Regions from separate parts of the Homo sapiens genome. Here region 1 is linked to region 2. A link is a contact called in ENCODE Hi-C or POLR2A ChIA-PET data. All regions are on one chromosome and are shown on one strand. Each heading gives the region's core, a stretch centred on a gene start or an enhancer-like site at or near the end of the contact. The rest is flanking DNA. Distances are from core to core; before and after follow the strand shown.

Region 1 (4,184 bases), core at 968-3,467, 97 kb after region 2:
ACAGTGCCTGGCACACAGGGGCAGTGGCTCAATGGATGAGATGAAGAAGTGAATTCAAAGCCCTTGGCTAAGGGTCTAAAAATGTGGAGTTTATGAGAAGAAACATAGAAAATGTTTCATAAAATTCCTTCCACCTATACATTGGCTAAAAATATGTGAAGGTTATTTTAAAATCTGATCACTTATAACTCCAGTTACGTTCTTATCTGACTTGACCAATGTAGGGCATTTCATTAGTGGAGAAAAAGGTACATAGCTGTGATCTGGTTAGGAAATCATGCTTTTGTGTTGATTGTTCTGATGAATCAATGGAAGTATCTTCTAGCCATTTCTCTAGATGTTTCAGCCAAAGAAGTCAGGTATATCTGTGATAGGCTGTCTTAAAATTATTAAAAAACCAAAAAGATAGGGAAACCAGCCAAGCTCTGTGTCCCATATTCCTGTTAGTTTCCAGGAGGAGGCCGTGGGGTTGTTTTGCTTATTTCCCAAGGTTGTCAAACACAATGCTATCTCCAGCAACATTTTCAGAGCAATTTTGGAGCTGCTTTGAAAGTTTTATTGTGTAGAGTGAAGGTGAACTGGAGTGGCAAAACCTGGTGAGGAGAGAAGATGCCATCGTGGGTTCATTTATTCTTCTAGTCATTCATATAAAAATCATTGATTCATTCAAAAGATGAAACCTGCTTTAATACTTTAAAAAATATCTTATTTTTAAGAGTGCTTTTGTGCCCAAAAATAACTTCTTAGAGTTAACTAGGATTTAATATTTAATCGAAGTTTTCCGTTTTTTATCTAGATTTTCTTAGAAATCACATCTATAAAACAAGTATTTTGTTCATAAATTAAGATCATTTTCACTTGTTGTCAATTAGTACTTTATTCAGGCAACAGATTACACTTACCTACAAAATTAGTGCTGTTTGAAAGCTTGGATAATTAAATTTTCTTAAATATTTTAGACTGCATTTGTAAATTTAACATACCTGGTTTCCTTAAGCTCTTCAGATGTCTGACAGGGTAGATTTACCAGCCAAACAAGCAAAATCTTTCTAAGCACTTAAGCAACTCTTGCAAATCAAATAAATTAGAGTTACAAATGTCACAAATTATTTTCATAAAGATTTCAATTCTTTTTACAACCGTAATCCAATTCTTAAACATTTCAGCTTAAAAGTCTCAAGTAAAAAATCAATAGTCATTTAAAATTGAAATCAGAAGACTGTTTTGTCAGATCCTGTTATATGCTGTGTATTCTTTTAAATGTTATAAATACATACTGATTAACCCAATGATCACAAAGCCTTAATCTTAATATTATGATTTACTTCATCATTCTTTTTCATCTTTTTAAACCTTTCCCAGATTTAAAATCACACACTCTGAAATAAGGGTAGTCGGTTTATCATCTCAGGTGGGCTCAGCGCCATCATATGGTTTTTCTCCGACTGTTTCAGGACCAGGACACAGGAATGGTCCAATCCTCTTCCAGGAATGATGGTTCCAGAATCATAGCTGCGTACACTGTAGTTCTTTCTGCTGTGTTATCGAGGTCCCCAAGCCACTTCTCTGGAATTTCATTTCACCACATAGTAAACACGAATTCTCTAGGTTCCTTTCAAGTTGCTATCTTAATCACTTTTTGTAACTGCTTTCAACATTTATTGCCCGATTTGGGTCAGTGGACTTTTGTGCCTCATCCCAGGTTGTACCTAATTTCCTTTGTCACTTGATTAGATTCAACCAGTGTCCTTACTGCCTGAGTGAATTCTGCATGCTTTCCACATTTTTCCCATCTGACTCTCAACCACATATCTGGAGTTATTTTACAAACAAGTTACGTTTCCCCATTAGTTAGCATGAGTATGCCAAGTGACAAAAAGCAAAAGAAAGGAATTTACTATTTCTCATGGCTGGATCTCCCAGGGGTGCTTCTGGCTTTCAGTATGGCTGGATGTGGGCACTCAAGCGATGTCAAAGGCACACTTCCATCCCTCTCAGCTCTGCTTCCCACTGTGCCAGCTTCCTTCTCAGGGAAGTGAGAATCAAGTAGCCACTGGCAGCTCTAGGCTCTATTGCATTTTTCTTCATTTTCGCTTTGTGTGTGTGTGTGTGTGTGTGTGTGTGCTTCATTCTTCTCAGCGTTTCCTGTGTAGTCACATAAGTTTGGGGAATGCTCCTTTAGGCAAAGTTATGGTGATCTTTACTGGACTTCACAGCTGTTAAAATGTTGATGTACTGTTTACAGTGTGAATCTCCAACAAGGCAGGAGATTCCACATTCCCTTCTTAGGGCAACATTCTTATCACAGAGCATCTGGTGGAACTGGTTTTCCTCAGAATACATCTGCAAACTCACTGAACTAATCTTGGTGGCTCCTGATCATTTGTACCCTGAATGGGAAAAGGACAAGTTAGAACTAAGTGACTTTATGTCAAGATGAACTTGCCAGTATCCCAGAGACCCAGAAGCAAAGGAGACATGGCTGGTTTTCCAGCTGCAGGGGCAGCTTTGGTTTCTGGCCACAGACAGCTCTGGCAAATATCGAGGCTGCCCTTGCTCATTGTGGCCTTCCCTCGTGTCACTGCCCTTCATCCTTGTCATAAGTGTCCCCCACTCCCACCCATGGATTAGATCCCTGGCTTCCCCTCTTCTGGGTGGCTCAGTTACAAAGGCTTCCTGTCAACTCAGGGTAAGCACGCAGTGCTCCAGGCACTGATATGGGAAGAATCCTGTGTATCAAGGGCCACATGCCCCTCCGGAATATTATGTTGGTGTTGAAAGGACATGGGGGAAGAAAGGTTACAATTTCAAAGCACAAAATCTGGGACTTGGATTCATGAGCATCTGTTACAACTGCTCTCTTTCCTCCCTGCCAGCCACGGTCCTCTCCCACCATTCCCCTTTCTTCTTCATCAAATTATGAGAAATTTTAGATACATTAAATTCCTAACCCCAAAGAGCAGATGCAAGAAAAGACACATGAGATTTTCTTTTAATCACTAGAACAAATTTGAGTCCTTTTCCATCTGTGACGCCATGCTTTCCCAATCAGATCCTCCTGTGGTTACCAGCCTAGGTGAAACAGGCACAGAAGCTGTGACCCTGCAAAGAATCATTGGGCAGGGAGCTGGGCTTAGAATCCACTACTGGTGGTGAGTTTGCAGCAGAAACTTGCTCTATCTTGCCTCTGCACATTGAGTTTGTCAGGAGGTATTTAAGGAGCACAGACTGTGTCTTTGGAGATGGAAGGCACGTGGTCCACCGAATGAACTTGACATTGCTGCAGCATTGCCCCTCAGTCCTCACGGCCTCAGTTTCTTCATTATGAAACACCCTTAAGAGTGACTAGGAGAGTATGTGCAAATGTTGAATAGTTTGGCATGTGGCACAGGCTCAGGGAACAGCCGTTGTTGCTACAGAAGGCAGCATGACACAGACTAGAAGGAGCACATATTTTGCAATTAGACATTTGCTTTTTAAACCCAGTTCCAACACTGAATGACATCGGTCAGCGTACTTATTCTTTCAGCCTCTATTTCTTCATTTGTAAAATGGGCAGGATGATACCTACCTTGCAGGTATGATATGAGGACTGGAGAAACCTATAACAATATATTTAAAGTACCCAGCACAATGCCTGATCATGATAAGCACTTAGTTGTTATCGCTAAGCAGGCCCCTGCATATATTTGGACGATAGGACGGCCCTTTGTATAGAGAATAGCTAGAAAACTGTGTAAGAGTGTATAGAAGCAAATAGAAATGTGTGACACTATGTAGGAATTTAAAGTAGGAGATGATGTGGGTGGGCTGGAGTATTTGAAGAAAGCCTTAAAGGAAGAATTTGGAACAGGATGGAGGGCTGGGCACAAGAAGTAGAATTACAGGAGTGAAGTGTGCAGAGTTCCAGAGCTGCTGGACCCTTGTGGATTCATTCACAATAAGCCCCTTTTGAGCCCTCACTCTCCCTGCCTCATCCTCCCACCTTGGGACCACCCTCACATTCCCCTGCATTTCTGTGCGATGTTCCAGGTTGGGTTTTGGAAGCCAAATAGTGTTGAAGGAGAAGGTGATGAAAACAGGTTTTTAGTAAGCCTTTGTCTTCCTGCCTGATCAGCAGAGCTCAAGATGTACAGGCAGGTATCTTCCAAGCTGCTGGAATGAACTAGAACTTTGGGGTTATG
Region 2 (4,275 bases), core at 1-2,500:
GCAGCTGTGCCCGAGATGCCAAAAAAGTCCTCCAAGATTGCCAGCTTCATCCCCAAAGGGGGGAAGCTCAACAGTGCCAAGAAGGAGCCCATGGCCCCTTCCCACAGTGGAATACCAAAACCAGGAATGAAAAGCATGCCCGGGAAATCCCCAAGTGCCCCAGCGCCTTCCAAGGAAGGGGAGCGGAGCCGGAGTGGGAAGCTGAGCTCAGGACTCCCCCAGCAGAAGCCCCAGCTGGACGGCAGACACTCCAGTTCCTCTTCCAGCCTGGCGTCCTCAGAAGGAAAAGGCCCAGGAGGGACCACCCTGAACCACAGCATCAGCAGCCAGACTGTCAGTGGGTCTGTCGGGACCACCCAGACCACAGGAAGCAATACCGTCAGTGTTCAGCTACCTCAGCCCCAGCAGCAATACAACCATCCCAACACTGCCACGGTTGCACCTTTCCTGTACAGGTAGGAGCTGCCACCCACCTGTGCTGCCTGGGACATTGGGTAAAAGTTCCTTTATAGTGGATTCCGGGTCTGTAAGGGCAGAAGCTAGACTGTGCTCCAGGAATACTTAAGTCAGTAGCTAAGAAACCACGTGATGAACTCCTAAGAGAAGCAGACACAATGTGCTCCAGGGAGCAGTTCATACAGCACAGGTTGGGGAAGGAACAGAGAAAGCTGAAGAAGGGAAGTAAAATGTGAGCTGATCCCAGGATGCATAGGAAAGTGGGGACCCCAGGCCTTGTAGCAGCAGCTTCCCTGAGCAGAAAGCATGAAGGCCTAAATATGAGGGTGGGGGCGGTTTGGTGTCACCCGACAGTCCCCAGCATTAGTCCTAACACATCCCAACATACTTAAAAAATAAATAAAATAATAAACACCTGGCTCAATAACTAAGATTTCTTATAGCAGGGATTGCCTTGAACATCCAGATCCTCACAGTCCCTGCTGAGTGCTGGGGCTTTCTGAAGGGAGAGGGACATTGGGGAGAAGAGTAATGGTAGGGGAGGGGCTGGTCTAGAAGAACAAGAGCTCATGTTCTGAGGAGATAAGCCTGGGTGTTTGTGGAGATGGATGGATCCTTCTGTCTTTATCTGTCCCCTAGCCCCTGTCTCTTTGATGGCACATCCTCAGGACCATGGGAGACTGTGTGGAGCCAGTCCACACAGTGGTGCTGCTGCTCTGTGTGATTCTGGTCAGCGACATTGCTCATTGCTCAGGCTACACCACACCCCTTGCTGAATGAGGCACATGGGATTCAGGGGCCACGTCATACACATGGATGAGTCCACTCCAGGCAGATGGAAGCTCCCCAACCCCTGCCCTTAAAGTTCTTATCATTCCCAGAGCTTTCACTGACAGTGCCTGATTCGATCCTGTGCTGGAGATGAGCAGTGCATTTGGCCACATTGCACAATTGGATAACTAATACTTGTACACACAAAAGAGGATTAATGATCAAGTGTCACATTCTAGACACGTATTTTACAGTTGTAACTCAAGTGCATACAGATGCACAGCTGTACACTCACACTCATACAGCCATACATGTGGACACACATTAAAAGTCACATATAAGCATGGACACAAGTATACATTCATACATAAAATGCAAAGGCACATGTGCATACCCGTATTTACATACCTGTTCAGGTGCATAGGTGCATGCCCAGACTTTCAGCTTGCTATGTTTGTATGATTCCCCAAAGAATTCGATATTCCCTCTTTCCTCCTGAGCTGTGTTCTAGTGGTCTCTGTTACAGTTCCTGCCAATAGCTGGTGGAGGGACTGGCTTAAGTGCTTTCAAAGGAAAGCCAGCCAGCACCAGGCCAGCAAAGGAATGTCAGGCATTGCACTCCTTCCTTTTGTTCTGCTTGCATTCTCCTTCAGTGAGGGTCATACCAATCTTTTTAATTGGGAGAAGGTCTCATTTTATTGAATCAAGTCATCAGCTCAGCTCACAATCCTGAGAGAGCACCAGGGCTTAGATAATGACTCAGCTGGTCTACATACACGGCTTTTGTTTTGTTTTGTTTCTGTTTTTTTTTTTTTTTTTTTTTTTTGAGATGGAGTGTCGCTCTATCGCCATGGCTGGAGTGCAGTGGCACCATCTCAGCTCACTGCAACCTCTGCCTCCCAGGTACAAGCAATTCTCCTGCCTCAGCCTCTCCTGAGCAGCTGGGACTACAGGTGCATGCCGCCATGCCTGGCTAATTTTTTTTTTTTTTTTAATTTTAATACAGACAGGATTTCACCATGTTGTCCAGGCTGGTCTTGAACTCCTGAGCTCAGGCAGTCCACCCTCCTCAGCCTCCTAAAGTGCTAGGATTACAGGCATGAGCCACCGCGCCCAGCCATGAACTGTTCTCTGAAGTGTGGAGGCAACTAAATAGCTCCATATGAAATTTTTATAATTCCAATAGCATTATTAGTCTTAAGGTAATACATATTCAGGATTCACAGCTTCTCAATTTGCATTTTCAAAATTAAAATATGACAGTCTTTGATCACCATCAATCCCATTCCTTCTTTTTTTGTTGTTCGCTATAATCATTTGAAAGATTATAAAAGATATAACCTTTTTTTATTTCAAGCTTTTCTATCAGAAGAAAAAGTCTTAATGATAAAAAGCAAATGTCTGACAAAGAGGAGGAAGAGGAAAACGTCTATGATGTGGATCTGACTAGCCCCGTTTTTACGTTAATGCCCACTCTGGGTAACTAACGTCCTTCTGTCCCCTCTGAGTTGCCTTCATCTTTAGGGTAGTCTGGGAAGTGACGCTGGAAATAAGAGCACCAGGATACGAATCAGGACACCTGGGCCCTGTCCTTTATCAGCCCTTGGTGCCCTCTGAGGTCTTCGGCACTGGCTGCAGGAACAGGTATTGATCGAGTGTGGGTACAGAGTCCGCTAAGGGCTTTCCACATCTTAGCTCACTTCATTCTTCCCACACCTCCATGAGCTAGCAGCTTAGAGGTAATTAAGCAATTTGCCCCAAGTCACAGAACTAGACTAGAGGGGCTCATGTTTAAAACCAGGTGTAGGCTGGGCATGGTGGCTTACACCTGAAATCCCAGCACTTTGGAAGGTCAAGGTGGGCAGATCACTTGAGGTCAGGGGTTCAAGACCAGCCTGGCCAACATGGTGAAACCCTATCTCTACTAAAAATACAAAAATTAGCCTGGCGAGGTGGTGCACGCCTGTAGTCCCAACTACTCCGGAGGCTGAGGCATGAGAATCCCTTGAACCTGGGAAGCGGAGGTTGCAGTGAGCCATGATCACGCCACTGCACACCAGCCTGGGCAACAGAACGAGACTGTCTCAAAAACAAACAAACCAAAAAGCCAAGTCTGTCTAACTAGTGAGACCAGGCTCTTAACCACCAGTCTTGACTCTAAATCACTTTATCTTTATTGTCTTCATCTGGAAAATGAGAAGATTGGATTAGATTAGATTCTATAAAATGGTTTATTCTCCTTTTCTGCTCTAAAATTCTCTCCCTCAAGCTTATGGTTCACTATATATAACTTATAATTGCTCCCCCCCCGCCCACCAAAACCTCTCCATGTTAAAGTTGTTACCAAGGAGTAAAGGGAAGATGGGTCATTTTTTTAAAAATCACTCAGAATGAATTATATTTATCAATTCAGAAGTAACAGTGGATTCATCTATCACTTTATCACTTTATAGTTTACTAAGAGTTGTGTGTCACATCACCTTTCATTTTTATAGAACCAGAGGAGATTGCTATTATTATCCCCATTGTACAGATGAGGATGCTGAGATTCAAAGAGGTGGAGTGACAACTCAAGTTTTGCATGGCTAACAAGTTATAGATCTTAGACCTGGAGCTAGTCGAATATTTAGACTTCCAAGTCTAATGTTCCTTCTAGTACCTAGCATCTTCTGAGACTTAAACATTTCTTATTTATCCAGTCAACACACCCTTCTTGCGTTGCCTGTGTAGCATATGAACTTGAACTAACCTTTGCCTCTGAAGAGCTCTCAATCTAGTTGAGGAAAGATTTACATTTTCGCCAACAGGAGAATAAGGAGAGTGCTATAGGATCACATTTTAGCCAACAAGAGAATAAGGAGAGTGCTGTAGGAACTCCTGGCAAGGAGTCAAGGAAAGCTCTCAGGAAAAGATGACATGGAAGCTGCATCTTAAAGACAGATTAGCAGCGAACTAAGGAAGGAGGAGAAGGGCCTTTAGGCAGAGAGGTTGTAGTTACTGCAAAGATAAACCTGTTAAAGCCATGTGGAGAGAAGCCACATGTGGGTG

The links. A loop is a pair of places that touch in the nucleus more often than their neighbours do. ChIA-PET counts read pairs that join two places held with the same protein, here RNA polymerase II (POLR2A). Pooled maps may share reads with other maps.
Region 1: a pooled map shows a loop between it and region 2 (2.2-fold over the local background). The contact joins two enhancer-like sites. A Hi-C loop is called at or near these places in 1 of 50 pooled maps. POLR2A ChIA-PET finds 5 or more read pairs at or near these places in 2 of 52 experiments (A673 and HepG2).

The regions. Positions count from the first base shown.
Region 1 is chr11:20,029,639-20,033,822 of GRCh38, forward strand. The region is part of intron 11 of NAV2 (neuron navigator 2); the gene reads left to right. Among named protein-coding and RNA genes, the nearest start is that of NAV2-AS2, 18 kb to the right of the region's middle. Within about 2 kb of position 2,218, at least 6 of the 41 ENCODE cell types and tissues checked have a DNase peak (open chromatin) inside an H3K27ac peak, as active enhancers do.
Region 2 is chr11:19,933,823-19,938,097 of GRCh38, forward strand. NAV2 (neuron navigator 2) reads left to right here. Exons shown (of 38, transcript NM_145117.5): 7 at 1-455. Among named protein-coding and RNA genes, the nearest start is that of NAV2-AS3, 45 kb to the right of the region's middle. Within about 2 kb of position 1,251, at least 7 of the 41 ENCODE cell types and tissues checked have a DNase peak (open chromatin) inside an H3K27ac peak, as active enhancers do.